Linked DNA regions of Homo sapiens: region 2 is linked to region 1. Evidence: read pairs that join two places in POLR2A ChIA-PET (ENCODE). Cell type or tissue: GM12878. All regions are shown on one strand.

Region 1 (2,500 bases):
TGTGACTCTCACTTCTCTCCTCCACACATTAGGGATAATAATATGCCCTGCACCTTAGCATTTTTGTCATGAAAAAAAGAGGCAAATACAGAGATCTTGGTACAGGCTGTCTGATGTATTAAGTGTTCATTAAATGCTAGCTTATCATATTTTAAGAAGTGTTTATGTGCCAGGCAGTCTTCACAGTAGGTTGGAGGCAGGAGGCCCAGAACCACAATTAGATCATTTTGATGTGGTGTCAGTGCCAGGATGGGAAACCTGCTGGGATGGAGTGGCTTTCACCCATCGCAGGTTTCAGATGAGGCTATCCAGAGGAGAGGGCACCAACTGAGACCAAAGGAGGGAGTACCTGCTTCACACTGTGCAGTGTTTTGAGTTATTCTGAAATTGTTTCTCCCATGGATTTTTTTAATTTTACTCTAAGTTCTGGGATACATGTGCAGAAGGTGCAGGTTTGTTACATGGGTATACATGTGCCATGGTGATTTGCTGCACCTATCAACCTGTCATTTAGGTTTTAATCCCTGCATGCATTAGGTATTTGTCCTAATGCTCTCCCTACCCTTGCCCCCCACCCCCCGGCAGGCCCCGTTGTGTGTTGTTCGCCTTCCTGTGTCCATGTGTTCTCATTGTTCAACTCCCACTTATGAGTGAGAACATGTGGTGTTTGGTTTTCTGTTCCTGTGTTAGTTTGCTGAGAATGATGGCTTCCAGCTTCATCCATGTCCCTGCAAAGGACATGAACTCATTCTTTTTTTATGGCTGCACAGTATTCCATGGTGTATATGTGCCACATTTTCTTTATCCAGTCTATCATAGATGGGTATTTGGGTTGGTTCCACATCTTTGCTATTATAAATAGTGCTGCAATAAACATACGTGTGCATGTGTCTTTATAGTAGAATGATTTATGGATTTATTTTATCTTTTCCAACTTGAAGTCTTGAAGCCATCTCAATTACAGGTGTTCACTGTGTCTTACTCCTTTGCTTTCTCACTGCAGCCCACCATTAGGGGTAACGTTGCATCACTGATAGCTATGCTTTATTGTATTCAGCTAAAGGCCTATTTTTCCTTTGATATTTAGAAGAGAAAGAAGGAGGAAGAGATCAAGCTTCACTTGAAGGAGCACCTGCAAGTGCCAGGCATCTCAGCTATGTCAGTTTCAAGCCACATGGTAGGTCTCCAAGATAACCATGCTATCATCTCCATTTTACAGATGAGAAAACTGAGAGTCAGAGAGGAAATGCACCCAAGTTGACATAACCAGAGACGACACAGCTGGGGCCAGTTCTCAGGTTCATCTTAGCCCTAGGCATCCCACAAATGCCAAAAACACCATTTCACATCATTATGAAATTTAAAAAGAAGACCATGCTACATCACAGAGGAAAATTAGGTTCAGCCCACAGTGGTTTCTACAATCATTTTCATCTAACTCAGTTCCCTGTCATCCCTCTGATCATCTCTGATCTCAATAATCAGTCAGTATGTTAATGGCACCCTTTCCATGTGCCAAAATGGCATTATATTTGCTTCTCTAAGTTCCATTCAAGAAGTTGAACTTCATTTGCTTCCCTTTATCTTTCCCTCTTTGGTTTGTCTCTGGCCTGGATGTAGTGCTTGAGTGCTGGAAGTCATTCCACAGCTCCTGGCAGCACCTCCACCTTGGCCTTCCCAAGACCCTTCTCACCTGGCATCTGCCAAACCAGGGATGTGCACCCAAAGGGGCAGAACGGACTGGTCGGCCCCACCAGGCCCAAGTCAATAGAACACAGAGCCCAAGGCTTAATTTAGAACCCCCTCCCCACAACCATGTGCCTTGACACACATGTTTGTGGCTATCTTTCTGGTGTGGGGATCTCTGCCAAGGTTATTTTCATGCTGACTGACACCTCTGTCTATTCCGGGAGAATATCTCAGGAGAGAAGCGGCTCGTGCCCAGGTCCCAAGACCTCTGGAATGTAATATTGGACCATCTATGGCACGCTGGTTTTCTGGGTGGGAGCCTCTCTGTTGTGTACTCTGTAAAGACCTGGAGGAGTTTTCTGCCTGTCACATGTTAGCAGGACCTTGATGCTCCCAGCTTCTGCTGACCCACATTTTGAACCAGTTGATCCATCAACACAAACTATAAAAAGGAATGAGGGCTGGGCGCAGTGGCTCACGTGTGTAATCCCATCACTTTGCGAGTCTGAGGTGGGTGGATCACTTGAGGTCAGGAGTTTGAGACCAGCCCGGCCAACATGGTGAAACCCCGTCTCTACTATAATACAAAAATTAGCCGGGTGTGGTGGCACACGCCTGTAATCCCAGCTACTCGGGAGGCTGAGGTGGGAGAATTGCTTGAACCCAGGAGGTAGAGGTTGCAGTGAGCTGAGGTTGCGCCACTGCACTCCAGACTGGGTGACAGAGTAAGACTCTATCTCAAAAAAAAAAAAAAAAAAAGGAATGAAATACTGATGCATGCTACAATATGAATGAACCTCAAAACATTATG
Region 2 (2,500 bases), 220 kb after region 1:
ACTCTGCCGTCCTAGCACAAAAGCAGCCATAGACAACACACAAACGAGAGGGCTTGGCTCCCTTCCAGGAAGATTTATTTAACAGGCTCCCAGCTGAATTTCACTCACAGGACACAGTTTACTGATCTCTGTTCTAGTGAGTGGGTCAAAAAGCATATGCATCCTTATCCGTCAACTCATCAGCTCTTCCTCAAGGCAACCTGAGGCCAGACACCAAGAAACCAAGCGTATCTGCTCTAAAATGACTTGTTCCTGGGGAATGCCTTCAACCAAAACACAGCTAGTATTTCTATGCCCCAAATCCAATCCCAGTCTTTCATGATCCATGCCGGCGGTTGGGTGGGGAGGGGAATCATTGGTTGGGGGAAGGGAGGAAACCCCACCTCCAGCCCCCGCCACCGGGCTCCCTGGGCACCCAGCAAGATCTGGGGCTGCAGAGAACAGAAGAGCTGGTGCACTTAATCCAGCTCTGCCCTTGGGGGGAGGAGGACCTGTGTGTCAGGCTCTGCCATGGGAACGAGTGTAAACCGTGGCTGTCTCCTGCAGTGAGCCACCGCGGCAGGCACGTTGACTGTTTTACTGACATCACTCAAAAGCTAAAGCAATAACATTCTCCTGCGTTGCTGAGTCAGCTGTTCATTTGTCCGCCAGCTCCTGGACTGGATGTGTGAAAGGCATCACATTTCCATTTTCCTCCGTGTAAATGTTTTATGTGTTCGCCTACTGATCCCATTCGTTGCTTCTATTGTAAATATTTGTCATTTGTATTTATTATCTCTGTGTTTTCCCCCTAAGGCATAAAATGGTTTACTGTGTTCATTTGAACCCATTTACTGATCTCTGTTGTATATTTTTCATGCCACTGCTTTGTTTTCTCCTCAGAAGTCGGGTAGATAGCATTTCTATCCCATCCCTCACGTTATTGGAAGCATGCAACAGTATTTATTGCTCAGGGTCTTCTGCTTAAAACTGAGGAAGGTCCACATTCCTGCAAGCATTGATTGAGACATTTGCACAATCTAAAATGTAAGCAAAGTAGTCATTAAAAATACACCCTCTACTTGGGCTTTATACTGCATACAAATTTACTCATGAGCCTTCCTTTGAGGAAGGATGTGGATCTCCAAATAAAGATTTAGTGTTTATTTTGAGCTCTGCATCTTAACAAGATGATCTGAACACCTCTCCTTTGTATCAATAAATAGCCCTGTTATTCTGAAGTGAGAGGACCAAGTATAGTAAAATGCTGACATCTAAAACTAAATAAATAGAAAACACCAGGCCAGAACTATAGTCATACTCACACAAAGGGAGAAATTTAAACTCGAACCAAGCAAAAGGCTTCACGGAAATAGCATGGAAAAACAATGCTTCCAGTGGCCACTTCCTAAGGAGGAACAACCCCGTCTGATCTCAGAATTGGCACCACGTGAGCTTGCTAAGTGATAATATCTGTTTCTACTACGGATTTAGGCAACAGGACCTGTACATTGTCACATTGCATTATTTTTCTTCAAGCGTTAATAAAAGTTTTAAATAAATGGCTTCCACTTGAGTAGCGTCATTGTCTGAGAGGGTCATTGATGTCCGGTGCACAGGGGGACAGCTGTGAGCAAGTGGGCTTTTACGTCAAGAGAATCCTATGCTTCTGTGGATGTTCAGCCTACAGGGAAGGAAGTTAGATGAAGAGGACTACCCTAGGCTTCTCCGTCAGAGGGACCCTGTCCAAGCCCCTGCCTGAGTCACCCAGACAAGGAGGAGAATAAATTTCATGCAGTTGGCCTGGAAGTGCCACCCCCACACCCCATTAGGCAGGTCCTTAAGGCTCACTCTGGTCTCACCTTTGAGTCTCCCCTGTGAGTCTCCCCTGTGGCTTGGCCACCCCTTCTCTCAGACTGAGCCTGCAGCAGACACCACCAGCTTAACAGCTGAGTGGCCTGGCATATAGAGGGAAGCCCACTGCCTCCTCCCCAGCTCTTGCTCACGACAGCAGAACAGAGCTGGAGCCCCTGGTTTACGTGATCTGTGCCACTGTTGGTGTACCTACTATGTTCCAGGCACCACAGTAGGCATTTTGCATGCATTATTTCATCCTCATTACATCCCACAAATAATAGGTATTATCCTCATTCTACAGGTGAAGAAACTGAGGTACAGACTTGTCCCAAACTGTGTGGCTAGTGAGTGGGGTGGGGTCTGAACTCAAACTCAGATCAGGACTCCTAAGCCCACACACCTTCCCCTACTTCAGGCCTAGAATCTCCACTTTAAATTTATTTTTAAGTTAAACCAATCAGTGTTATGCCTATTTTACACGAGGCTTGGGGAAAGAATAATTATACTCTTACATTTATAGTTCCAGGCCTCCAAGGAGTTCTGCTTCAAAATGGAAAGGAAAGTTAATGCTCTCACCTTTACTCTCTGCAAAGACTCAAATTTTGGTTCCGATAAGGAAAGCAGGAGAATCGTGGAGCCTCCTCATTTTTCTTTGCATGTGGAT

Evidence for each region. Peaks named below come from ENCODE experiments on the same cell type or tissue, not always from the same donor. Only the 100,000 strongest peaks of a DNase experiment are listed, where the experiment ranks them.
Region 2: POLR2A ChIA-PET joins it to region 1 with 6 read pairs; 2 of 35 experiments call an interaction of 5 or more read pairs at or near these places.

What each region holds. Positions count from the first base shown.
Region 1 is chr5:173,537,589-173,540,088 of GRCh38, reverse strand. No RefSeq gene overlaps it. Among named protein-coding and RNA genes, the nearest start is that of LINC02995, 41 kb to the left of the region's middle. In GM12878, no CTCF peak of the experiment used is centred here; a DNase peak (open chromatin) is centred at 1,278; H3K27ac peaks cover 845 bases.
Region 2 is chr5:173,313,768-173,316,267 of GRCh38, reverse strand. It overlaps STC2 (stanniocalcin 2), which reads left to right. Exons shown (of 4, transcript NM_003714.3): 4 at 1-1,545. Among named protein-coding and RNA genes, the nearest start is that of MIR12118, 11 kb to the right of the region's middle. In GM12878, no CTCF peak of the experiment used is centred here; no DNase peak of the experiment used is centred here; H3K27me3 peaks cover 196 bases.